Linked DNA regions of Homo sapiens: all the other regions are linked to region 1. A link is a contact called in ENCODE Hi-C or POLR2A ChIA-PET data. All regions are on one chromosome and are shown on one strand. The core of a region is the stretch at or near the end of the contact, and the rest is flanking DNA. Distances in the headings are between cores, read along the strand shown. Region 1 has its middle 86 kb from the start of LINC01455. Region 2 overlaps CMYA5 (cardiomyopathy associated 5). Region 3 overlaps CMYA5 (cardiomyopathy associated 5).

Region 1 (3,544 bases), core at 520-3,019:
AAATAAAGTCTATGGATGATAGTGTTATTTAGCAAAGACGGCTTGTATTGGAAGGTTTCATTCTAAACTCCAGTTCCACCCTCTCTTGACTTGTTCTTCTTACTTACCTCTCTATTTTCTGGTGATTTTGTTAATTTCCTTAATAAACCTTCTTTATCAATGAAGTGGTCAGACCCGCAGGTACTTGAATCATAATGGTATATCTAGATAATTGCAGAGGATCCTTCCAGAAGTTTTTAGACAAGGGACACTATTGTCTTGTCTTACTTCCCTAAGGAAAATCAGATAATGAGATAATCCTCCCCAGCAAGTCACAGAAGGAAATAATCTGCCTATGATGAGGCTTCTCTGTTTTCTTTACCTGAGACTCGCCAAAAACAAAAATTAAATATATACATATATATATACACCCTAAACACCTTCTACCTTTCATTGCCTGGAAGGTTTTTCTGTCTAGACATTTCTTCAGCAGTTACAATGGTGCTGAGTGTAATTGTGGCAGGGCCAGCTGGCCCAGACATCCTTAAAGGGGCCTCTGCATTGCAGTGTATTTAAAATAGTTGTCACTGCCTCAAGTGGATGAGATTTCTGAGAGAGTAATGCTGTTTGCTCATGCATCCAAGCATTTGTATTTAAATGCTTATTGAGAACCCAAGGTGTACAGCACTCCATTAAACCCTGCGGGAGAAGATGCCAAACACGGGGCCCCATCCTTGCTCTCCAGGAGTTTATCATCTAATTAGAGAGACAGGACACAGTGCACACACAAACTCTCTTTTCGGTTGAGGACCTGAAATCCGAGTGTCTCAACCCTGGCCAATTAACGTCAGCTAAAGAGATTTAGAAACAATATTGGATGTCTGAGCCTCACCCCAGACAATTACATGAGAAATGTCTGGATAGATCCCACGCGTTAGTTTTTTAACTGCTCTGCCCCATGCAATTCTAAGCTGCAATCAGATGTGAGAAATGTTGGCCTAAATCCCACCTTTCCTTAAAGATAGGGATCAGTTTGCTCTCCCTGATTTCCCCAATCAGAAGGAATATTACTGATTGATTTTCAAAGGTCCCAGTGCTTCCATCAAAGAAACACACGGGAAACCTCAAACCAAGCCCTTGTCCCCCGACATCTCAAGGGGGAGGAGAACACAGCAGGAAAGTCCGTACCCTGCAGCCCCAGCCCACACCTGGAAGGTTTCTTTACTCGGTGTTGATTAAAGGCAAGGTCCCATCAGCCAGGCTCTGGTGATGCCAGAGAATTTAAAAGGCCACTGTCAACCCAAACACAGTTCAACTCTGAGACCAGCCATATTTCTTGGAAGCCCCTTGGCTTACTGCAAAGTATCTATGTTCGTAAACTTGGGGTCCAGTGGTTATCTGACCCCAAATGAGACAGATGTCTCACTTCATAAGACTGGAATCTTCTGGAAGCAACAGAGGTTGGCTTAGATTTTCTCCTCTTAGGCCTCCAAATTTGGACCATATTCCTGTCCAATGCAGGTGCAGCGTCCCGGCTAATGAGGCAAATTGGACCCTGCGTCCCAGAACAGACATTCCTAGGCACTGACGATGGCTGCCTGGCTGGGAGATGCAGCTTAGTCTTGATGAAAGTTGTCTTTTATTTCCCTTTGTCTGAGTGAGCCCATCCAGTCAGCACTAATCCATTTGTCCAAAGGATTCTAACTTAATCGCCAGCACTTGCGGCCAAAGCCTCTGATGCTCTGACCCATCTCTGTAATTGTCTTGACCAATATATCTGCCTCCGCTCACTGATGGCTCAGGCCAGGCTCCAAGCTGTACCTCAGAATGTGATTAATCAAGAACATCAGAGGAGGGGAGATGCAGACTGGAAACTTTTTATATGCTAGGGGGAAAGAAGCCAGACTTTGAGCAAAGGAGACGTCAGCTTCCAAATAAGGTTCCTAAGTGTGCATGCCGATGCATTGCTCAGTAGTCGCCGGGTTTTCAGTCTCCAGAAGCTTACTCAGGACTTATTGCTGCAGAGGTAACAGAAGCTTTCTCACCAATAGAAAAGACCGGTCCTCAGGCCCACATGGATACCCAGTTTCAGAGCAGTGCAGACCTTCCAGAAAGAACTTTGGCACCAGAAGTTCTTCTCCCTGGGTCTCAAGCTGTGTTTTCTGGGAAGCAGTGACACCTGGTACTCTAATCCCTCAACTGCCTCCCAGGCCCTGGGTCTGGGTGAGATCAGACCACATGACCCCCTTCTGCTCTCAGCGCTTCTGCCCCGTTTCTCCAAGGGTTATCATTTTAAATGCCGCCTCAAGAACTCCTCTAGTCTGTGCTGCTGATTAAGCCCACCCTTCTTTCTACGTGCAGCCTCTGCACACAGTAGCCCCTCAGAGGTGTAGCAGTCTGCTGTTGGTATGAGTTACTCCGAGGGACCCTGGAGACGGATCTTTCCAACGGATGCTCCTATCTCTGACCCCATGCTGTCCCCACCTTCGGCTCCAGAGAGGCATGTGGGGGGGGTCTTTGGAGAGCCCCAGGGCACAGTGGCCAGGGTTCACCTCAGCCACATTGCCGTGTCCATCGGCACCACACTGCAGAACAAGGAGCATGTGATCGAGGCCCACATGGGGGTCAACTTCAAGTTCCCTGACTGCCAGGCAATCCACATCTCCAAGAAGTGGGGCTTTACCAGGTTTAATGCAGATGAATTTGAAGACATGGCTGAGAAACACCTCATCCCGATGGCTGTGGGGTTAAGTCCACCCCCAGTTGCAGCCCCTGGACAAGTGGCGGGCCCTGCTATCCTAAGTGCTGCCATTGCACCGCCCCCTCCTTACTCATGCCCACTGAGAAATCCCACTCCTCGTAAAACAAACAAACAAACAAACAAAAAAAACCCAAAGAGACTGAGAGAGCTCTTCTAGTCGATTTTGCCTTCTGGTGCCATTTTGGGTTTTTAGTTTTGTTTCAGACACAGGGCCCCACTCTGTCGCCCAGGCTGGAGTGTAGCGGTGCCGTTTCAGTTCATTGCAACCTCCATCTCCCGGGTTTAAGCGATTCTTCTGCCTCAGCCTCCCAAGTAGCTGGATTACAGGTCTGCGCCACCATGCTCAGCTAATTTTTGTAATTTTTGTAGAGACGGGGTTTCACCATGTTGCCTAAGCTGGTCTCAAACTCCTGGCCTCAAGTGATCCATCGGCCTCCGCCTTCCAAAGTGCCGGATTACAGGCGTGAGAGCCACGGCACCCGACCGTGGCGCCATTTTGAACAAGCTTGGGAGGGGTTTGAAAATGCCTTTCTTGAACCTGTCCTTGCAGAGGGTGTTGCCACTGACATTGCAGCAACAGGAGGTGGGAGCTGCTTTTCTGAGAGAGGCAGGGAGTTTTGCTCATAAAGTCACCAGCAACACTAGCTGCATCTAATCACTCATTCCAACACGTTCACTTAGTTTCTATAATACTACAGGTTAGTTTTCACTTCAGTAGGTGCTGAACTGTTTGCCCTAAAGGATGCAAAGCTGAGTAAGTATCCCACTGCAGGGAGCTTCGGCTCTAAGGAGCGCAGGGAGGGC
Region 2 (3,544 bases), core at 622-3,121, 110 kb after region 1:
GGATGGGGAACTTTGAAAGGGAGGTTCCCAGTCATCCTAAGAGCAGTGCTTCTTGCTGTGTGACAATTAGGCTTGGAACTGCCTTCAGGGAAAACATCTCCACTATTTCTGCTTAATCCTGGCTTCATGGAGACCCAGCATCTCACTGAATATTCTAGGGAATTGCAGGGAGCACAGAGGTGTCTCTGCTGGTGCAATGTGAGGAGCACCCAAGGGAATTTCCATGTCTACAAGTTACCTGCTTGAATTAAGGAATCCTGTCCCCAAGAAACCCCTTGTAAAAACACCAACATATTTATTACCTGAGAGGGGTACCCCATTATGTCATCCTTTTGCACACCCAAATGTTACTCTCAGCCCCTTGGCCAGGCTCAGAGGGGGAACAGCCCATATGAGTGGTCACTTCAGCTTAGAGAGTGAAGAGGACGGCCCCAGGAGCCAGGCTGAGGATGCCAGCTGGCCCTCAGAGGGAAAGCATGGCAGGAACAAGGCTTCTTTCCCTCCCTCTTAGACAGTGACCAATGAATCCAGTGGGACGCAATGGATGATGATGCTGCAGGCTGTCTCTTTCAGCTGTATCTTTCAGCTGGATCTGGGCATTGAGGCTTTCAGGGTTTGCTGGGCCTTTTCTATAGGCATCAGGCATGCCCAAATAATGTTTAAATGCCAGAATTATATAAATCCCACACAGAGATATAAATAATCTTAAGGAATAGTGAAAAATGAAGCTTTAAAAGTAGATGTGCCAGAGTGGGCGCAAGGTGTTTGAGCCCATTTTACTTGGCACTTACAGTCAGGAAGACGGCCTCATCAAGCTCCTCTGCTTCTCTCACGATGGTCTCCAGGGTGTCTTTGGCAGTGTCCATGCTCTGCAGAAAGTGGACCATCTGCTCATGCAGGAACTCCATCTTCTTCTTCTTCACTTCCTCAAAGCTCTGGGCTTTCTCATCATACTGTGCTAAAACCTTCTTCATCATTTCCTCATTCTGTTCTTCTAGCCTTTTCTCATTTTTACTACAGTTTTCCTGAAAACAAACAAGCAAAAAAGCCCACTTCTGAATGAAACAAGAAATGCTGCTTTTTTTTTTTTTTGGAAACACCAGCCTTTTAAAGAATTGACCTCTGGCATCCTGATCAGAGAATCAGACATCACATGCACAGTTCAAATTTCTAACCTACCAATCCCTTTCCCACAGTTAGTTTTGCAATAAAGCAATAGAATTTACTGTAACAGTATCATCAAGAAAGTTTTAGCTACCATAATACAAAATATATATATTTTCATATGGAAGTCTTGCCCACCTGCACTCACACATGATGAAACTTGAAAATGGCATCACGTTGAGTGAGCATCCCTGGCCTTCAGATGGTGGAAATGCATCAGTCCACTAAAATCACAGTGCAAGGCAGAAAGCCCAGATATGGAATGGGGGCTACCTCCCCAAATGTTCTCCAGTGAGATGGCAGGTTATCCCACAGTGGGAGAAACTTCGTTGCCTGTCCAGACACATCCAGATGCCTGGCTATCCTCACTAGTGGGGCTAGTAATAAGATGATCCCATAATTTACTCCCTAAAAAGGACACCTGGGGAAGGTGACACCCGAAATAACTAGCATGTACTAGTTGATCCACAACATGAATTAAGCAGACCTCTTACAAGCAAACCAGCATGTGGAGCGGCCCCAGTAGTAGGGAAACTGTGCAGCAGCCTCTGCAGTGGCCTCAGGCCCTCTGCCAGTCCTGATTGACTGGTGAGGGTGCCTGGGCCATCTCTGTATAAGGATGGAGCATTGCTAGTCCCTCTCTTCCCTGCAGAAGGGATAAGAGCCAGCAGCTAGGAGAGTATGAACTCATCAGAGATAGTCGTGCTATGAGAGGCACTCACTGGCCCTGGGCATGGGACACTGGGCAGTGACTCAGAGCATTTCTGCAGAGTTAACCCAGTGAGAGGCATGAAAATGAGGAATGTACTCTAAGACTTGGTTTCTTATCTATACAATTGGAACAATAATAACACCTATCTCATATAATTGTGAGGATTCAGTCAGGTAAAGCATGTAAAGCATTTGCCCTATTATAGTAAGTGTTAATAAATGCATGTCTGTCGTTACCGGCAAATCTTTTATCCATAGGCAGAAAGGAATCTCACTCATTATGCACAGAGAGAAGACTTTAAGCATTCTCGCTTTGAATGGAACCGAACCAACAATGGCAAACAACACATGCGCATAAAATCCCCAAGTCAGATCCCTTCACCTCAGAATCATTTACTTCTGATACTGTGAACAAGCCAGGTTAAGGTAAAATGGGTGTGTTAACTTACCTCAATGGTATTAAAAAAGGATTCTATCTCACTAACAAAGGCTTCAATCCTCAAGGACTTTTCTTGTAAATTTTCTAGAAATTCTGCTAATTGAACCTGAAGAAAAGAATTAAGATATCCTTAGTATATGACATTTAGGAAGAGAACTTCAACCAGTGAGCTCCAAGTTCCTTATAAATTTAGTATGTTTCGTAGAGACTTACTATACTATATCCACTAACAAATCAATCCTTAAATTTTCTTTACTGCCTCATCTGACTATAGATAATTCTGTATGATAATTAGGAGGTTTTGAGTGAAAACCTCAAAACAACTACACAAAGACAGTATATCTTCGTAAGTGAAAGAATGGACTTTCTTGATAAACTGATGAGCTCAAAACATACCTGTTTTAATGAACTATAGATTTGAATGCGTTCTCTCTAGTAAGACCTTGGTTTTTATATGTTCTGAGAGAGGAGTCTTTTTGCTAAACTGGTCCAATATACCTGAGTAATTTCTTCACATTTATACTAATGGCCTGAGAAGGTGATCAGAGTGCCACAAGGCCTGAAATTTAGCATACCAACTGAGAGAAACTGCCTACTAAAGGGACCTAAAAGTTCTAATGACCCTCAAAGGGTTAAAATACTCAAGGGGTAATAGCCAACTAGAAAACGTATGGGGTGATAGGGGAGCATGGTACCCACTTTAGCCGTAATTATAAACCTAGCAACAGCCAATCTTGCTAAACTTAAAAAATAACAAAGCAGAAAAAATAGCAGAGCTTCAGCTGTCTGATTCACTACCACAGACTGATGGAGATACAACATTGATGGAGGCCTCTTCAGGATCTGGTCTCTACTTCCCTCTATGGCCCTTACCTCTTCTCCACAGCCCCCAGGCTCCAATCACACAGGCTTCGTCATTGCACTCTTTCTCATCTGTGTGCCTTCATATGGTATTCCTTGGCTCTAGAATGTTGTCCCTGCCCTTGACTGCTAGAAGAGCTCTATCTCATTTAAAGCTCACCCAAGCATCACCTTTTAGAGACACCTTTGCTAACATTCCCCTTCCTACCCCACCGTTTCACTCCCAAAAGGTTAGTTTCTCAGAACATTGGGCTTTCGCAACATTGTATTGATTTTGGGAATCTACAAGTCCATCTTCCTTTTTTTTTTTTCACTCTCAATGATTGGCACAGTTCCTGACACACAATGGGAGATAAATAAACACTGAGA
Region 3 (3,544 bases), core at 510-3,009, 76 kb after region 1:
TGAAACACTTGGTTAAATCAGGATTGAGAAGATTTTCCTTCTTAAAAAGTTGGTAAATAAAAATTTTTGAACAGAACTATTTTTCTTTTGATAAATGATGATATTATGAGACTCGATGGTAAGCGTCTCACTCTTAGTTCATAATAGTGTGGAAAATAACATGGGGGCTGAATGGCCAGGCTGGTCTTGAACTCCTTGGCCTCAAGTGATTCTCCCACCTCAGACTCCCCAAGTGCTGAGATTACAGGTGTGAACTAACATCACTCTTAGTTCACAACACTGTAGAAAAGTAACATGGGGGCTGAATCCTGACAACCATGGGGCTTAGGCTTTCCTATAATTAAACATTCTTGCAAAATCAGCATAAGCCAAAGGTCCCAGCAGAAAGATTCTAGATTTTTGTTTTCTCTATAGTTACCCTCCAAAGGCTGAATGGTATCATTTATATTCCAGGCAGAGAATCCCAGGAGCTTAGTAACATTCATTCCTCTGGATTCTCTAGGCCCTCCTTTACCCCTCCACAGTCACACAGGCAAACAATTCCTTGAGATCCTCATAAAACTGCCTGCCCAGAATGGTGGCTTCACATTATGCTTTCAGATCCTGTTTAAAATAATGGTTATACAGAGAACGTTTTTGCAGCTTTTGTAAAACTGCTCTTAAAGGCAATCACTATTATCTTGTTCAATAGCCCTTATATAAAGATCTACATGAAAAATTCATCTTAGAGCTGAATGTCAAGAAATATAATTGTCTCTCTTAGTGAAATGTGCTTCCTTTTAAAAAAAGAGATGAGTTATGTAATCTCTTTTTTTCCTCTTGCTGTCTCCCCCTCTCTCCTGTTTTCTCTTTAGCTGCCAGTAAGTTCAGATTTAAATTTTGTGTTCCATTGAGGTTCAGTTCTTCATTTTCAGTCTCTTCAGTCCTGCATTATTTGGCTCTTGTTCTCACAGGATTGTTTTACTGGTTCTACTATGTCTGGGTCTTTCATTGTGGACAACCTGAATACTTTTGGAAATTGACAGGCCTAAGTTAGAAGTGAAGGAACTGATTGGGTTTCCATTGACTGAGGTTTTACTGTACAACTAGGAGGTGTTGTACGTGATCAAAGTCAAATAAGGTCATTTGGGAAGAAAGATTTCATTTAGGAATAGCCAAACGCGAAGACACTGGGGGATGCGATGGGGAATCATCTTCTCATAACTCCCTCTCCCAAAGGCTCCCTACAGAGGGATATGACAACTGGATCAGGAAAACAATTTCACATACAGATTGGTGACTAGCTTTTAATTACTCAATAAGAACTTTGGCCCAATCGTGTCAGTGACCCTCCTGTCACCCTGTGAAGAAGCAAGGAGCAGGAATGACTGCCTCCTTTAGCCACAGGGTGCAAGGAAGCTCCAATCTCTTGCTGTTGACCACTGGTCAGTCATCACCTATCCATCTGAAGGCTGAGGAAGAAAGATTTAAAGAAAAGAAAAATGCTGGGATTCCTCACTCTGCACTAAGTTCATTAGGAAACTTACCCTTATTTGTCCTTATTCTACAGACAGAGCAGTGGGTGTCCCCAGCTGAAAACACCCACCTATGACAGGCAATTCTGTTCCTGCTCCACCAGGTGGGGCCCCAAAAGCTGGAAGAAGGAGGAATATGAGCTCACAGGCCCAGCACCCTGAGCCCAACTCCCTGGAAATGCTTGCCCTGGAGGATGGCCCCGGGAGTGTCTCCCCAGCCCATAGCCTCAGCCAGAGCCAGGGAGCAGGAGACTCACTCCCAGCTACTTTCTGGCGTATTGACTCTCACAGATTTGTCATTCAATACACGGCTTCTCTCGCTGCAGCCCACACAGCTAATCCCTGTACTATATTTCTCTCAGTTTTCCCTCCTCCACCCACACTTCTTCTGACTTCTCTCCACACAGGAGAGACAGAACAGCTGAGGAAACAGCAGAACGGTGGAAAATTTTTGAAAGTGTTTTGAGCCCACCCAACCTGAGGAGAGCATTCAAAGAAAAACAGGAAGAAGGTGAGTAGGAGCTCCCTCAGCCCCCGCGCACAAGCCGGGGATTGTCACTCCCGCCTACCCCAAACCCAACAGGGGCCGACTGCTGGGACCGAGCCTCCTCGGTGCCCACACGCAAAAATATGCAAATGTTTTCTGTGAGGATTATGGAATGGAGGCAGTTGCTCAGCTATTTCAGACACTGCGTCATGTAACTTGGGGGCACAGTAGGCTCATTCCATTCAAACGCCCACCATAAAAGTTCAACTAGCACCTTTGGTCTTAAATTGGAATCGCCAGAGGCCATTATACCTGGGGAAGGACTGCAGGTCTGAAGATGGATGTGTTTCTATTCTGGCAAGCAAAATTAGATTCTCCAATCTAGAGGACAACCAATGCCCTCTCTCCATGTGTGCGTGTGATTTAATATTACTCATCTTTTTTTGCCTTTTTGTTTTTCATTTCCTTTCAACTTGTCTTCCTACACCATACCAGAGCTTTGAAGCCTGCTTGTTTTATCGGGGATTGGGGGTGGAAAAGAAATGTGAACTCATTTAGCTCTTGCTCCCTATCTTGTTTGCTGGAGATCCAGCCAGTTAGATGGCTTGAAGTGGGCAAGGACAAAAAGAGATTGGTTAATCCCCTTCATTCATTCATTCATTCATTCATTCACTCATTCGTGAAACAGACATTTATTGAGTATCTACACAGATAAGTTCCCCGTTCATACCCCATTTATGGTCCAGGCTCAGTTAAACTAAACCACAACAAATGGAAGTAATCTTTGATCCCCCTAATTTCCCTCAGGGACCTCTGGATCAATTTTTGGAGCTAGTTTAGTACTATAGAGTTTTTGCATGAAATCCAGAACCTATGTAAGGGTTATATAACCAATGGATAAATAAGCTTGTAAAGTCCTTCCCTATGAGTTACCCATGGGAAGGTTTCCAGTCCACAGATTAGACTAGTCCTATCTCCTGGTTAAATATCCAAGCACTACAATTAATTCATCCATTCTTCTTTACTTTGCTGGCACAATTTATTTTTTTCCTCATTTTAAATAAGAGATTATCCTCAAAGCTAGACTAACTTTTCTTACTAGTCAGTGTTATGTGTTTGATGCTAATTGATATTTACTCATTCCAGTAACACATATTTATTGAGTAGTTACAATATGCCAGGCACTGTCATAGGCACTGAGATGACAACTTCACACAATGATCCCTTCATGGAACCAACAAAGGAGTGAGATCAAACAAATCTTGGCTTGCTGTTCTTTCTCAGAGACCAAGTAACTTTATCCATTGCTGTGCAAAGAATCAAAGTGAAGAATGGGGTTCTAATATAATGGACAAAAAGGAGGAATTGTTTGTATTTATTGACTAGAGATGATCAAGTTTTGAGCTTCTTTATACATCAATTCTACTGTAAGACTTGTTCTCCACAACTGACATCTTAGAGATTGAACTACACAGATCGTAGTTAAATAGTTAATGTTTTACAGAATTTTGAAGCATCGGACCGTGTAAAGAATGTTTTAAAG

What was found. Hi-C counts contacts between places; a loop is a spot of excess contacts on that map. ChIA-PET counts read pairs that join two places held with the same protein, here RNA polymerase II (POLR2A). Pooled maps may share reads with other maps.
Region 2: a map of DLD1 shows a loop between it and region 1 (5-fold over the local background). The contact joins two enhancer-like sites. A Hi-C loop is called at or near these places in 1 of 168 maps with a recorded cell type or tissue (DLD1) and 8 of 50 pooled maps. POLR2A ChIA-PET finds 5 or more read pairs at or near these places in 2 of 52 experiments (H1 and MCF 10A).
Region 3: a loop to region 1 is called in a map of dorsolateral prefrontal cortex, with 2.1 times the contacts of the local background. The contact joins two enhancer-like sites. A Hi-C loop is called at or near these places in 3 of 168 maps with a recorded cell type or tissue (dorsolateral prefrontal cortex, posterior cingulate gyrus and transverse colon) and 6 of 50 pooled maps. POLR2A ChIA-PET finds 5 or more read pairs at or near these places in 2 of 52 experiments (OCI-LY7 and Panc1).

Annotation. Positions count from the first base shown.
Region 1 is chr5:79,848,786-79,852,329 of GRCh38, reverse strand. No RefSeq gene overlaps it. Among named protein-coding and RNA genes, the nearest start is that of LINC01455, 86 kb to the left of the region's middle. Within about 2 kb of position 1,769, at least 4 of the 41 ENCODE cell types and tissues checked have a DNase peak (open chromatin) inside an H3K27ac peak, as active enhancers do.
Region 2 is chr5:79,742,703-79,746,246 of GRCh38, reverse strand. It overlaps CMYA5 (cardiomyopathy associated 5), which reads right to left. Exons shown (of 13, transcript NM_153610.5): 3 at 2,325-2,420; 4 at 792-1,025. Among named protein-coding and RNA genes, the nearest start is that of CMYA5, 55 kb to the right of the region's middle. Within about 2 kb of position 1,871, at least 3 of the 41 ENCODE cell types and tissues checked have a DNase peak (open chromatin) inside an H3K27ac peak, as active enhancers do.
Region 3 is chr5:79,772,826-79,776,369 of GRCh38, reverse strand. The region is part of intron 9 of CMYA5 (cardiomyopathy associated 5); the gene reads right to left. Among named protein-coding and RNA genes, the nearest start is that of CMYA5, 85 kb to the right of the region's middle. Within about 2 kb of position 1,759, at least 7 of the 41 ENCODE cell types and tissues checked have a DNase peak (open chromatin) inside an H3K27ac peak, as active enhancers do.